Linked DNA regions of Mus musculus: region 1 is linked to region 2. The links are chromatin loops, found by intact Hi-C in ENCODE. Cell type or tissue: left cerebral cortex. All regions are shown on one strand.

Evidence for each region. Hi-C counts contacts between places; a loop is a spot of excess contacts. Peaks named below come from ENCODE experiments on the same cell type or tissue, not always from the same donor. Only the 100,000 strongest peaks of a DNase experiment are listed, where the experiment ranks them.
Region 1: it touches region 2 in a loop (4-fold over the local background); 3 of 42 quality-filtered maps call a loop at or near these places.

Annotation. Positions count from the first base shown.
Region 1 is chr6:121,467,628-121,475,627 of GRCm38, reverse strand. It overlaps Iqsec3 (IQ motif and Sec7 domain 3), which reads left to right and starts at 1,950. Exons shown (of 14, transcript NM_001033354.3): 1 at 1,950-2,603. The coding sequence starts at 2,065. In left cerebral cortex, no CTCF peak of the experiment used is centred here; DNase peaks (open chromatin) are centred at 6,409, 6,694, 7,193, 7,657 and 4 more places; H3K4me3 peaks cover 2,785 bases; H3K27ac peaks cover 2,477 bases.
Region 2 is chr6:121,528,791-121,536,790 of GRCm38, reverse strand. No RefSeq gene overlaps it. Among named protein-coding and RNA genes, the nearest start is that of Iqsec3, 59 kb to the right of the region's middle. In left cerebral cortex, a CTCF peak has its summit at 3,716; DNase peaks (open chromatin) are centred at 3,718 and 4,759.

The DNA.
Region 1 (8,000 bases), 61 kb after region 2:
TTTTCCCTGTGCAGTGAGCTCAGTGAACTTTTCTTTCTTAAAATAAAAGCGCTACTTCTCTGCTCTCATGTAATTCTGTAACTGCAAGTTCATGCCTGGATGGCCTGTGATTCCGAGGTTTATTTCTTTCTGAGAGTTAAGAGTTATTGTATAACTTGCTTGTGCAGATGCTGGACTGTGACTTCATGTGTGCATAGTGCTTTCTGCTGAAATAGTTATGTGGGGTTTTTCAGGAAAAATAATGAGTCTGAGGAAAATAATAAAAAGGCTTTTGATTATGTATCATTGTATAACAAGGAAGTGTGTAACCAATAAAGACTGCAGTGAACGAGAGAGAGAGAGAGAGAGAGAGAGAGAGAGAGAGAACCAAAAGCTGTCTCCGAGCTCAGCTTCAGAACAACAGTGAGTCACTTGTCAGCTTGCACCTGCAAAAAAAGAAAAAAGTGCTAAACAACAAAAATGTCCACCAACAGCATCAGCAAATAAAGGAAGAAAAAAAAAAAAACTATGCTATGTCTGTTGTTGATACCACTCCAAAATAAAAAAGAAATTAATGGTATTTGTAACGGAATGGAGGGACCACATACATATCAGACACAAGCAAGTATACATTATGTGACTTCGTTAATATTAGATTCCACAACAGGCAAAACTAATGTGTGTTTAGAGGAAGCAGATGAGTGCTTAGCTGGGGCTGGGGACAAGAAGTTGAACAGAGCAGAGGGGTGCTTATTACACGTAACAGTTTTTTTGTTTGTAGTGATGAGCGATCGGGTGTATACTGTCAAAATCCACGGAGCTGTGTAGTCAGAATGAGCGCACACTGTTGCATATGAATTATTACTCCAAATACCCTGAGACCTCATTTCTAGAGAAAAATCTAGCCCTAGCAGCCTTCCTGCCTTAATTTTCCTCCTGGCTGACCTAGTATAATGCTGCATCTAGTGGATGTTATGTGCAAAAACTGAAAAATTAACAGATAATTCCATGTTGATTCATGTCTCTGAGCTTCCAGGAAAACCCCTCCCTCCTCAAATGTTAATTCTTCCAAGAAGCATTCCGGAGATCCCCAGACTGGTGACTCCTACAACACTCTGATCACAGCTCTGTCTTACTCCCACCTTTCAAAATTAATTATTAAGTCTTTGATCCACTGCTTATAAGCTACAAGAAGCCAACAAATCCATCCTGGTAGTTTTTATTATATCATCTCCTAGTCCAGTATTTACTAATTGCATGTGCTTCCTAACTGTCAAAAAGAATGGTTGCTTCAGAAGGTTCTGGAAGCGGGAACCTCAGAGGTTCTATTTGGTTTCTGTTCCTGTCAGAGAGGTCCAAAGAGCCATGAGATCTCATTTCCAGAGAAAAATCCCTGCATGTGCAGCCTTCCTGCCTTAACTTACCCCCGCCAGAACTAAGCAACAGACACACGCCTTGTTCTCTAGGGTCTCATAACTGTTCACGGACATCCTACAGAGCAAATTGTTGAGCATCAAAAAGGCAGGTGTGTCTCCTCCCTAGAAGGTCTTAAAAATGGGCCCTGCCTCTGAGGTGCCTAGATACAGGAAAACGTGACTGTGACCTTTTAGAGCTGGGTGCCTGTACTTCTCTATGTCTTTGGCAGCTTCCTTTATTCTTCATCTTTCTCTGGCGGCTTCCTTTTTGTCTTAGTTCTATAGCACTTTCCCAGCGCTTCTGCTTGGGTTGGCTCTTCCTTCTTCCCTGGTAGGACTGATCTCCATCCTGGATTTTCATAGAGTATTTTGCTCGACCCAGCCTCTTCCCCTCTGCTCCCCATCCCCACCCGCCTCTCCTACGCCCCCGCGGGAAGCAGGGTTCCTCACGAAGCCCAGAGGTGGGAGGTGGGCCCTGGCGCCGGTCCGCCCCTCAGTGCGTGTGCGAATGCCTGTGTGGCGGTGACGCGCAGGCGACGGCGGGAAGGGGAGGGAGAGAGAGGGAGGGAGGCCACCGACCGCCAGAGCTGCTGGGCTGCTGGGCTCCTGCGCGCTCACGCTCCCCGCCGCCCGCCTAGGCGCAGGCAGGGCGCAGGCGGCGGCGGGCGGCATGGAGAGCCTGCTGGAGAACCCGGTGCGCGCCGTGCTCTACCTCAAGGAGCTCACGGCCATCGTGCAGAACCAGCAAAGCCTCATCCATACCCAGCGCCAGCGCATCGATGAGCTGGAGCGGCGTCTAGACGAGCTGAGCGCGGAGAACCGCAGCCTGTGGGAACACCAGCAGTTGCTGCAAGCCCAGCCTCCGCCTGGGCTGGTTCCCCCGCCGCCGTCTGCCCCACTGCCTGCTCCTGCAGTCACTGCTCCGGCCGCCGCTGCGGCCCAGGAACCGCTTCAGGACCACGGACAGCTCATACCCGCTTCACCGGAGCCGCCGCTTCAGCACCACGGTCAGCTCCTGGCGCAGCCCCAACCTGCACCCAGCAGCAGGGTTCAGACTCCTCAGTCGCCCCACCAGCACCCGGTGGCACCCGGGGCCATAGCTGACAAGGAGAAGGAGCGTCCCTCGAGTTGTTGTGCTGCCGCGGGAGCCCTGCTTCAACACGCATCCCCCGCCGCCCTCGGCAAGGGCGTCCTGAGCAGGAGACCCGAGTGAGTGGGGACAAGGAGGTGGGAGAAGCAAGTGGGTGTGAGGAAATGGGAAATCTGTGTGTAAGAGTGAAGGACTTGAGCACTGTGAAGTGAAGCGGGCAAAAATGCCTTGGGTAAAAAAATGTGTCAAGGAGAGTCCCGCAAAGGAGGGCTTGAGATCCGCGTTGGAAGGTCTGTGGTGGTTGGAGCCAAAGGAAGTATTTGGACCATCTTTGGAGCAAAAAATGAGAGGAATGGGCTTTAACTGGTTGGGGATAATGATAACTTCCAGAAATTAAGGGAGATAAAATTGGGAGGAAGTTGGGGGCAAAAAAATTAAGCCAAAGCAGGGGACCATTGAAGGATTTAAGCTAGGAAAAATTCGGAAGTGAGTTTGCATAGTACAACTGTTTAAATAAAGAGTGAGACACCAAAACAGACTTGATCAGGAAGTTTAAGCGCTTTATAGGGGCTGGGGTCCAGCAGCAAGGATTAGAGTGGGTAGGATAAAGCAAAGGACAGGAGGTGGGGGGGGAACGGGAACAGGCAGGGGAGCTGGATACAGGAAGATGAATGGTGGGAGACAGCGCTGCCCAGGGGAAGGAGCTGGCTCTTTATCTGATGCAGTGGGAGTCAGAGCCAGGAGTGGCTCACTTGGGAAAGCTTTCTCCCTTCTGACCCAAGTGAACATCTTTATGCTGAGCCTCTATAGTGCCAAGGCATACGCAGAAACAACCCTCCAGACTCCTGGATGTCTCTGTTTCAGCTTGAGGACTCACCTGGCTGGAGCTCTCCACTGACTCAGAAGCTTATCTGGGTTCAAATCATGGGAAGAGAACAATGAGATCAGAGACAGCTGGAAAGCAGTTTCTTGAATGTAATGCCTCTATAAATCTCTGTGGTGGCCTCTTATGGCAAGCCTTGTTTCCCTTTGGTTATTAGGAAACCTCATCTTGGATTCCAGGAGAAATATTAATTGTCCCCACGCAGAGTCTAGGGCCTCAAGATTTCTTTTCACTTGTGAGGTCCATGGTATAGGAATGTGGGAGGATGAGATAAAGGGGGCTGGAACGTTTTCTCCTCTGTATTGAAAGAGCCTGGCGATGCTGTCAGTATTGCTTCTTTTTAGACAGGCGAGAGAAGAACAGCCCCGTGGCAATCAGTACCTGGTTAGCAGTGGCCTTCATGGTGTGATGCTACAGGAGAGGGAGGGGCAAGTGAGGAGAGCCGCCGAGTGCCTCATCTCTATTTGCATGTGCTTTATGTCTGGAAGACACTTGTGAAGACTGGCTGCATCACTTAAAAGCTCACCTCTTCTCTGCCCCCTACCTCACTTTCCTCTCCCATCAAAGTGGAGTTTAAAAGGTGAAGTAGGCATGCTTGATCACAGGGTAGGTTTGGACAGAAGCACAGAAGCTCAGGGATGACCTGGCTTGATAGACCTGAAGCATCTGATTCAAGACCCAAAAAAATCCTCCGTGGCCTATTTGTCTTTCAGTTTTATGGCTGTCTTTTTTTTCCCCCCTTGGTCTGAAAACCAGAGAGTTGGGTTTTCCTCAATGTCCACAACTCAGCTAAAGGCAACATTCTTCCACGATATTATATAGCCTTTTCCCCCAACAGAGGGAACAATTCCACCCCACTACCATGGGGGCAGCCATAGAGGCCTGACACTTAGAATTCTTCACTTGAATTCTCTCCTCATTATATCTGGTATCCTCTTTCTCTCCTATTACAGCCTCAGTGTCTTTGCAACTTGTTGGGAAGCTGTGATTGATAAGAATTGATGACTGATCTTGTTCTTGGAGAAAGACTTCTCTGTGGCCCCCAAAGGGTCCCAGAGAGCCCATGCCTTCTATACAGATGTTCCTGCTAGGAGTCCAGAGGTTGAGGAATCACCTGGATTCCTCTCGGGCCTCACATGTCAATACCATGTGACATCCTTGAACTCTGTCTTCCCTACCCTGTTTCTGCTTCCCATGGACCAAAAATAAGAACCAACCAGCATGGTGGAAGGCAATGGAAGATGCTGTGAACATGTTACTAGGCACTAAGGGGTTTATCGTAACATTAGCTTCTCTGGAGTCTCCAGCCTTTTTCAGGCCTAGATACCCAGAAACATCAAGAGTGAGCACATAGTTACCTTACTTCCCTTCAACTTTCTTCCCTTCTTTGTGAAGTAAAGCACACCTCGGATGGCTGGAGGTCCCTGGAATGATATTTCTCTCCCATGTTTTTGCCTGACTTCAAGCAACATCTCCCCCATAGAACTCAGGAGTGAATCACTGTGGCTCATTAATTTAGCTCACTCTGTCCTCTACCCATGGCCTCATGGATGTTTATCCTTTGGGAATTCCTTAGCCCATGGGGCAAGGATAGATGGATCCAGCAGGTAGAGAGAGACCTCCATGTATAGGGTGAAGGAAGGGACCAGGACCAGCAGCCAGTGCCCCTGAGCCCCACCTGGACCAGTGCCCCTGAGCCCCACCTGGTCCTATCCCATGCTTCTGCTAAGTCAGTTCCCTATTGTGCAGAGAGGGAAGAGATGGAACAGGAAGGTCTTCAGATCACAAGTTTCCTGCAAAGCTTTGCTTATTCCTCTCTGTCCTCATTACAAAAGGAGAATGTAGGTCTATATAGGTGACTACAGATGGGTAAACACTGTTAGATACCGTACACACACACACACACACACACACACACACACACACACACACACACACACACACATTGCCAGCCACACAGTCGGCTCTCTCCTTCAAGTCCTCTTCTTTCCCAACTCTGGGAAGGAGCACAGGAGCTCAGGAGCTGAGAAATGATAGATCATTTAGTGGCCATCTGATAGGGATTAGTGTGCAGCCTGGCCTCTCTCCCTCCTTCAGCTGGGGGACACACAAAGGAGTTGGCCTTGGGATCCAAGCTAAGAAAGCAGCAGTGTGGAGGCGGGTGAGTACAGCCATATTACAGAAGCCCTAGGGGTTAGCGTCCTTTCTCTGCCTGCTTCCCGCTCCTGCTAGCGCAAGCCCCAATGTTTATGCTATTTAATGGAAGCAGCAAGCATAGCTTCTTCCTCTTTGTTTTTTTTTTCCAATCAAGGCTCACAGCATCTACGGAATTGATTATTATCTTTTTCCTGGCTGGAGCCAGGTCTCAGCCTGACCTGGAAAAGACCCCTTGCTATAGAAGCTGCCTTTGTGACCATGGCTTCCATTACAGCATATTTGCCCACCTACTCAATCACTGCTTAGTTAGGATCCCAGGGCTTCTCTGTGTCCCCAGCCCCAGAAGCAGGTGATTAATCACATCGAGGTAAGGTTTGGGCGTCATGCTTCAAATTCACCATTTTCTCTGTACTTCCTGACTCAGTGTGGAAGTCTAAGTGCCCTTAGTACTTACTATGGCTTCGACTTTTCCTCCCTTACCCTCCTGGAGCATCCTTCCCTCCTTCATTACTTTCCTCCTTCTCGTCTTTCCCCCCTCTTTTCTTGAATGTTCCCCCCCCCTTGTTTTTCTCCTAATAAAGATCATGCCCATGGCTTTGAACATGCTAAGCACATGTTCTAGCACTGAGCTCCACCCCCTAGCACCACATGAAACACATCTTCAGTCATCTCTAGAGTTCTTTAGCATCATACTGCCCAGGGCCTGGGGACAGCGCAATGATTTATGCAGATGCCTTTTAGCGGGAGTTGACTAGGATGCTGACTGGAGCAGATATCTCTACTGTTGAGTGAGGGTGGTCTTCCTGAAGGTGGCAAGTGTCTGACTGGCTCACCCTGAAAGCTCTCCAGAGTGTGGAGTTCTATCAGTGAGCTAAATGTATCAGGTGTTCTGTCTCTTTAAAAGCCTGAATTCTGCGCTGTGGAAAGACAGGAAGGAAGGAAGTGGGCCTTACATGACATATAACAAGGCACATCTAGAAATGTTTAAGCAAGTGTAAGCATACTGCAGCCGTCTAGAGCCATCTACTCTCTGAATATTATAGAGTAAAAAGAATGGGCATACGCAGAGATTTGGAACCAGAGGGAAGGGTTTCTTGGCTAGAGGTGAGGGCTTGTGTCAGAAAATAGTAAGAGCCAAAGATAGCCAGAAATGAAACTGTCTATCAGATTCAGTCCTGGGATACATCTGTGTTACACGCAGACATCACTCCTCTCTCTGACAGAGCGTCCCTGCCTGAGTCATGTCAGTGGGTAGGGGCAGTCTCAGCATGTCTTGAGCCTAGACATGCCTTGTTGCCATAGCTCACTCCTCTCCTGTCCATTTGCTGCCATCACTAGCCAGAGGATTCCAAACACACTAGTTAGAAAGTGGGGTCCGAGGAAGGCTCACTTGAGGAGGGAGTGAAACCTTTTATTCACTCCTGGAATCTGATAAAGAGCAGATTTACAAAATTTGCATGCCAGACCTTTGCAAAGGTCCAGACCAAACCTCCTTCTGCCCCCTTTAATTCAGAAACAAACAAACAACAACACCCCCACAGCTTTTGAGGCTCAAGCCATTCCCCAGCCCATGCATCCATCTTCCTTCCCCCCCCCCATCTCTTCCCACATTGTGTGGGCAACACCACAGGGCCCCACAGAACCATCCTGGCACAGGTCCCTCTTGGCCCCAACCCAAGAAAGAGGCACAGCAGTTGGTACTGCTGATTCAGCAAGTATCTGTGCAGCCTGAATTCCAAAGGTTGCTTCCAGGGGAGGAGAGGGAGAGAGACTGGGTTAGGGATGGGTGGGAAGGGAAGGAGAGGGGTTGTGGTATGAAAAAGAAAAGCAAGCTAGGACCCATAGCTGGGAGCAAGGTCTCTAAGGAAACCCAGCTTGAGTTTAAACCCCATGTAAAGATTTTTACCCTAACTTCTCTTATTGGGAAGCCAGAGCATCCCGCCTCCCCCCCACAGGGGTCCAGACATAAACTTCATGGTCCAGGACCCAGTACGGCAGGGCAGCAGCTTCGTAAGAGGTTCTAGGGACACTCATCACACTGGCAGGTTCTCAACTGGGATAATTCTGGCAGGCTTCCAAGCTCAGGACACTGCAGCAACTTTCTGCTTCACTCTGGAAAAGCACCAAGTACTGGTCTCTATAGAAGCTGCAAAGGGCTTCTCGTTTCTGTGTAGGGAGGGGATATCTGGGTGTCAGTTCTGGTTCTGAAAGCCTTCTCAGAAAGAAAAAGATAGGAGTGCAGTGAGGAGACAAGCTGGAGCTCTTGGCTGGAAAGCTGGGGAGCCACCGAAGCCCAGAACGCTTAGGGTCTAAGCATCTGAGAACCTGGGATCTCAGAGGCACACACAGGTCTGGGGTACCTCACCTCATCCCACTTTCTTCTTCCAGTTCTTAAGAACTCCAAACTGTTACTTACTTAGCACTGTTCTGGGCTCTCACTAAGCACTTAATACATCACGGTATTTCAATGTATGAA
Region 2 (8,000 bases):
GGGGAATTTGTATCAATAATAATCAGAGTTGTTATGGAAAGATGTGTATTTATTCTTGTCACTTTTTCCTGTTCTTGTGGCATTTTCTCAGATGTCTTTCTGTTACTGTTCTGGCTCTGTTGTTTGTTTTTTCTTCTCCTGTAACCTCTTAAGTGTGTATATCCTTCTCAGTATAGCACATTCCATCCAGTGCTCTCTGTACAGATGGCTTAGCTGTTGTAAATTCCTTTGATCTGTTCTTATCGTGGAAAATATTTATCTATCCTCTAATTATGATGGAGTGCCTTGCTAGGTATAATATCCTGATTACCACTTGTGGTCATTGAGAACTTGAAAACCATCTTTCCTCCTGGCATTAAAAGTGTCTATCAGAGAATTAGCTTTTATTTGTGTTGGCCTGCTTTTATGCATGACTCAGCCCTCCTCTCTCTCAGTTTTTAATGTGCTTTTCTTATTCTATATTCTTAGGGTTTTAACTACAATATGCTGTGAAGAGATTTTTCTTCTCTTGTATATTTTACATTTCATCTGTGTCCTGTACCTGGAAGGGGATCTCTTCCCCTAGAGTTGAGAACTTTTCTTCTCTGATGATTTGGCCTTTTCAAGGTACCCCCCAAAGTCCCAAAGTCCTAGCTCATTCGTTTTTAAAAATCTCTTCTTTATTTCATTCAACTATTTGTATTGGTTTTGTTTGTTTGATTGATTTTTTTTGTTTTTGGGTTTGTTTGGTTTTTTTAGTACATCCATGTCTATTATGAGTTATTTGAATGCATTTATGTGTGTCCTTTTGAACTTTTTTTCTGGAAGTTCTTCCTAGTGGTCCTCATTAGAAGCCATTGAGGTGGCAGTGGTAATTTTTGGAGGAGACAGGTCACTTTGGATTTTGTGTTGTTTATATTTATGAACCAAAGCTTACATGTCTGGAGTCAGTTTATTGGTTGGATTTTCCTTTTTCTGTCTTTTTTTTTTTAATCCTTTGAAAGTTTCACATTTGCATTGCCTTATTCTTCTGTTGCTGTGCAGAGACACCAAGGCCAGGGCAATTCTTATAGAAGAAAGTGTGTGATTGGGGCTGGCTTTGGGTTTTAGAGAGTTAGTCCATCACCATCATGGCAGGGATAGTGCTGGAGAAGTAGCTGAGCGCTTCATCCTAAGCCACAGACAGCTGCAGAGAGAGGGACAGTGGGCCTGGCATGGACTTTTAAAACCTCAAAGCCCTCCCCCAGGAATGCACCTCTTCCAACAAGAATACACTTACTCCAACAAAGCCATACCGCCTAATCCTTCCAAACAGTCCATCAACTAGAGACTAAGTGTGCAAATATGAGTCTATTGGGGGTATGCTTATTCAAACCACCACGTGTGTACAATATATCTTCATCATACCCACCTCTCACTCCTCCCTCTAACAACACCCCTCCCCCAGGTTCCTTTCTTCATAGCTCCTTTGTTGTTGTTGTTGTTGTTGTTGTTGTTGTTGTTGTTTTAAATCAAGTAAGGCATGAAAAATATGGTTTCTGTGAAGCTTATCATGGACCCCTACATGGAGAAGCTAACATGGTATCCACCTTGAGTTTGTGTGAACTTAGGCAGAGCTGAGAGGCAGGAGCAGGATAGCAGTGGCTGAGTTACTGTGGTGTGACTGGACTAGGGACATGGAGATAAACATTTTTAGTATCTTAGTTAGTCCTGGTCCCATTGTAAACCTTCTCTTTTGGAAGTGCCCCAGATTCCTGGATCAGGGTCAAGTCCTAGCCCTGGCTTGAAGGTCTTCATATACTCTTTATGGAAAGCAAAATCCAGAATGTTCTGAGACTATGTTATAATGACCAGCACCATAGAAAATCAGCATACAAAAACCAGTAGGTATTGTATATACCAATAATGAATAGAAAGACTCCACATCCGTGAATATGCAGAATAAATATTGCGACAATGGATGTACTCCTAAAACAATGTACTGATTCAATGCAACCTTTATCAAAATACTACTAATAATGTTCTTTACAAGTATAAAGAAACAGTCATATAACTCACATAGAAGCATCACAAACAGCCAAAACAATCCCGACAGAGAGCTGTGTTAGAAGCGTCGTAAGACCGGATTTTAAATTGCACTACACAGTCACGGTATCAAAATCTGTACAGTGCAGACTGGAACAGCCACACAGATCCAAGGAGGAGAACAGAAGACCCAGAAGAAGCCTCTCAGATGAAGACACCTGGCTTTTGGCAAAGGTGCAAAAGCACCTAGAGGAGAGACGGCTTCTTCAGAGAGCAGCGCTCAGACAACAGAATATCCTCAGGCAACGGAATGAAATTAGACACCTATCTCTCAGTCTACAAAAGCCAACTCAAAGCAGATCGAAGACTTTACTATGAGACCACTAGGTGGAAACACCTTGACACATAAGCACAAACTTCCCAAATAGGACTCCAACGTCTCCAGAAATTAAAGCAGATCTGCATGAAATTAAAAATAGATTATCCAGAGCAAAAACCAAAGTTAACAGAATTAACAGAGAGCCTTCAGAATGGGAGAAAGCATCCACTATGGGATTAATATATATGTAATATATAAGTAACTGAAAAAAAGCATCAAAAATAAATATTAAATAATCCAAATTAAAGCCGGGTGGTGGTGGCCCACGCCTTTAATCCCAGCACTTGGGAGGCAGAGGTAGGCGGATTTCTGAGTTCGAGACAAGCCTGGTCTACAGAGTGAGTTCCAGGACAGCCAAGGCTACACAGAGAAACCCTGTCTCGAAAAAAACAAAGCAAAGCAAAACAAAACAACAAAAAAAGCCAAATTAACCAGTGAATGCATCGAGCAGTCAGTTTTCAAAGTGCAGTGCCTAGGAACTCATATAAAATGTTGAATGTTCATAACTATCAGGGAATTGTAAGCCAGAATTGCATTAAGATTTCATTCTGTACCTATCAGTGACTGGTGATGGTAAGGCAGGAGGGGGAGGGACCTTGTACACCGCTGTTGAAATTGCAGATTAGTGAAGCTACGCGGAAACCCATAGGAAGCTTCCCCCCAAACTAAAGTAGAACTGCCTTGAGCCAGCTGTGCCTCTCCCGAGGCCATACGCAAGAGTCTAAGCCGGTATATCAGAGAGAGTCCTACAAACCTATGTTGCAACACAACTCACAAAAGGCAAGTCATAGAATCAGCATACAGGGTTTTATTCATCCACAAAGAATAAAATTATATCTTTTTCAAGAAAGTGGGTGAGACCAGCAGCAATCATTACATCGAGCAAAATAAGCCAGACTTTGGCAAATTTTGCTTGCTTTCTCTTATAAATGGGCTTAGGTTGCGTCTTGATTCTACCACTGTGTGCTTTGACTTACAAGTGCACTTTAGTTTCCTAGTGCAGACTGAGAGGCAGGAGACAGTACTGGCTGCCTCAGAGGGATGTCCCAGAAATGGGGTTTGCCTTAGATGGAAACTGCTCTCTTATATAACCCTTAGAAGGATCCACTGGAGACCCTTCACCTCTGGTTGCCTCATCCCCTGCCTCAGCTTGACCAGTCTCAAACTTATGCTCCCAAACCCACTTGGGCACTTTACCCATGTGCTGGAAGGATGCTGGATGGTGGCCCCACGCAGCTAATTCTTACCTAGCCTACCCTCCTGTACCCAGGTCTTGGGATAATAACAAAACAGGAAAATCTCAACACATGCAGCCCCAGAGATGTCCACTGAGTGGCGCTGCTGTACCATATCTCCCTGCCCTGCTCTTGTTTCAGGCTGTTCTGGTGATCCTCCTCCACCTGAGCTCACACTTCTCCCAAAGAAAGCCATTCCATAGTCCCAGATTTTAATGTAATGCCTTCTACTCCCGGTAATGCCTTCCTGCATCCAGTTCCAAGTTTTTCCCTCTTACAAATTTAAATTGTAGTATGTACGTTTTAGAAAATGTTATTTTCTTTATAGAAATCAGAGAATCAAATGGAAAAACAGATGGTAATTTCACACACAGAAGATTTGTCATTGTTATTATGTTTTATTTATCTTCCTATGCATCACCTTTACTTAAGAGTACGTTTTTTTTAATGCTATTATTATGTCATGCTATTATATTTTACACTCTTCCTTGTCTGCAAGTTTAGATTTATTCCACCGTGTCCCACTGTGATATATCCCAACTATCCAAGCGCATTTCACAGTCATTCTCATTTTGTTAGCAGTTTAGAACGTTGCTCCTTCTGCTTCTGTTGTTCATCATTCTATGATAACTGTGAACAGAGCGCTGCTGGGATTATTGTCTCCCTCTCCACGATGAAGAGTGCTGCATTGCTGTCAGGACTTTTGGACCCTCGGCCATGCTTCCTGGTCTCCATCCTCCTTATAGCTTTCTTCTCAGAGTACTAGGTTGCCCTTGATGCTGAAATCAGCTCAAACTTGGCTGGTAGGACCCCGCCCCCACTCCCTACCTCTGCCCCACCCCCACCCCAGCCAGCTTTAATAACACTGTGGATGGGTTCCCAGCTTCTTGGAATGCCCCTTTCTCATCTCCAGTGTAGGCCCACTCCCTTTCCAAGGTACTTCCTTGCCCTCCGTGGAGAAAATGTTCAGAAACATAGGTGACCTTGGCTCCTGGATTTACCGGGCATTTCGGTAGACAGGCCTGGGAAGTGCATATTCATAAGCACGCGTCTGTGTTGATATTTCTGAGTCAAATCCCAGAATTAATTCGACCTCGTCTTGCCTTTGTCTTGGCACAGCTGCGCGTAGACGGAGGATGTACACCTACTGATGAGGAAAGGATCTGGGACAGTCTGTTGCCAAGCAACCACGTGGCTTCTCACCACACTGACATTAAGGTGGTTGCTCTGCCCCTGCCCCACTACACTAAGTATAAATAAAAGTTACGACTGCTAACAACAACAAAAGCATCCTATGGAACTCATTTACCTCTTTCTCTTTTGTTCTTATAAGGTTAATAAAGCTATGAGCCAGGCAGTGGTGGCGCACGCCTTTAATCCCAGCACTTGGGAGGCAGAGACAAGCAGATTTCTGAGTTCGAGGCCAGCCTGGTCTACAGAGTGAGTTCCAGGACAGCTAGGGCTACACAGATAAACATTGTCAAGAAAGAAAGAAAGAGAGAGAGAGAGAGGGAGGGAGGGAGGAAAAGGTTATAAAGCTATGTAAAACCAGGATGCTGTCGTGCACTTGTGTTGTTAATCTGACACATGGCTAGGCATTAATTTGATGAGGGAGGGGCTTATTTTCAACTTCAGAGTTTCTTGTTTTCTGTAGGTTTAGTTCAGTTTTTCAAACATGTAAACATTCATAGGTTTCAAAAGTTAAATATATATTTAACATATATATTTATTTACATATATTATGTAATATTATTATGTAATAATTATATAATATATATTTAATACACACATATATGCATACATATATATACATATATGTATGCATACATATATATACATATATATGGAAGATACCTTCAGGGAAGCCTAGTGCCGCTGTCCCTCACAGACCATGGTTAGCCTCCAACTTCCGAGCACCTCCACGTGTACTTGCATATGCATGAAAAAGACTCTCCCAGGCTTTCTTCCATCTGTGAAGTTATCAGAAATCTAAAATTCTAATCCCTCTGGAAAACCTGTCATTCTTGGACTTTGTTGGTGGCTCCATGGCAGAATTTGACAGCCTTCGATGAGTTAGATATAGCTTTACTCTTGAACCCAGCAATCCTGAATCTAAAGTTCACCCAGAAGTTCCAACCCATAGATACCATCAACATGTACTCGGATTCTTCTTGGGAAGCTACTTGCTAGATAGGCAGGCTGTCCATCAAAGGTCGTGGGAGGCCTGAGCCCAGCTCCATCCACCAAAATGAGGAGACCAGGAGTAGTTAAGTGTGCTGGACAGAGGGACTGTCAGGACATGCAGGCAACCGATCACTAAGTGGTCAATGGTTCAGGGGTGACCAATGTCATAAAAAGGCAAAACAAAACCACTAGGGGAACAGGGCACTGGCTGTGTGGGCCCCAGGAACAAGATGTTGAAAGACAAATGGCATCTATTCTTGGAAAATCATTTCTTTGTCTTTTTCTTTTTTGGTCTTATGGAGTTATAAAGCTATCTTTGTCATTCTGAGGAACACTATTCACCTTAGAGAAAGGGTCTTATTGGCCCAGAGATCACCACTTAGGTAAGGCTATCTGGCCACCTAGCACAGGGGGCTCCTGTCTCTGCTGCCAACCCTGGGATTAGAAGTGTGCTCCACAATGCCCAGTATCTTCACCTGCACTCTGGGATCAAACTCAGGTCCTAGTGTTTGCAAGGCACGTGCTCTCTGGGGAGCCATCTCCACAGCCTCTAGGGAGTCTTAGTCAAAGGTTTGGACCAAGTCCCTGGCCATGCAGATCTTTGTAGAATCTCCACTCGTGACTTTCCTGCATAACCAGAGTTGAGCATCTTTGAGTCAAGTGTGCCAACTTTCTTTGCTGTTTAAATAAGGATGCCAACACCGCATGTCATTAACAGTCTCGTAGGTTGATTGATTTGTTGGCTGGCTCAAAAATGAGAGTTATTTTTCATTTTGTTTTGATTGATTTTTTAAGTCTTGATCTAGATAGCCCAGCTGGGTTGGAGCTTACTATGTAGTTTAGGTTGCGCTGCAACTCTCAATCCTCCAGTCTCCAATCCTCAAGTGTCCCTCCAGGTCTATGCTACTGTACTCAGGTAAAAAGGAGTTTTCTGTCTGCTAATTTGCCACCAGTCATTTCCTATTACGTGTGTCTGCTGCCTCCTAGCCCAGGCTTGCCCTTCCTCCCTCTTCTGAGGTGTCATAGGGTCGTGACTTACCTGGTTTGGGGGAGTAGTTGGAAGCTGAGTGAGTGGTGGGGTTTTCTTATGCTAAAGACCTGCGTCCAGTATAGGAAGAGCCATGTGCCTCCACTCTGGCCCTTGTGGTCTAGAACCAGATCTTACCTGCTTCTCTCTTGCTGTTCCCTACCATCTACATTTGATATGGCCAGGTGGATGAGGGTTGGGAATATCTCTCCCTAGGCTGGGAAATTTGGGGGCGAAGAGCCCGCATGAGACTCTGCTGTACAGAATGGTCTGGTCTACACTTCTATTTATCAGCTCCTCCCTGAGTCTTATCCAGTCATGTGATCTTCCTAACACTGTCCTGGGGCTAATTATATTTGATGTTAATTCTGTTCTCCTGAGAGGTGTTGTGAACAAGGAATGAGTCAGCACTCAAGTGGTTTCCTGTAAACCTGCTTCCCACCTTAATTTGTAAAATAAAGGAGAGTTGAGGATTGGGCAGATAAAGAGAAGGTGGGGCAGAAGGTGGAGAGAGAGAAGAAGGAGAAAATGGTAGAGGGAGAGGACACAGAGGAGGAGGAGGAAGAAGAAGAAAAGCAGAGCAGAAGCACATGCCCTGGAGAAACCGAAAGTTCTAAGGGGTCTCATAGATGTGGAAGATGATAGTGCAGCGGTAGATCTGCCCAATCTAGGTGCACAGCATGTAATCATATGAACTGTGTTGTGTTTTCATTGCCGGGGCATATTTGAGCTGGAGGATTACCGCAACACTGTCCTTGTCCCCATCTTTTGCCGCTGCCCTTCCAATCAGCAGATAAGATTGACAAACCAGAATAGGAAGCTGTCTTCGAGGGTTACAGCTAGCAGCCTTCCCACAATGCCCCTCCCCCCCCCCAAGTGCAGGGAATGCTGGTCGGTCCTGGCATCAAAGAGATCTGTCATTGCTGGCACAAGAGGAGTAGCATCCACCCAGACTCTTACTAAGGAAGGTCCTCCCATCCTCATCCCTTGGGTTCTTAGGTTAGTTTTCGGTAGCCCTCCAGGCATCACCGTAAGGACACAGCTTAGGAGAGCACACTGCTCTGTTCTCTGAGGTTGGTTATATCAGTCCTTGTCCCAGCAAGGGTACAGATCTCAGAGTACATCTTCAAAGACTCTCCTAGGATGTCAATTCCTTAATTCATCCCGGATG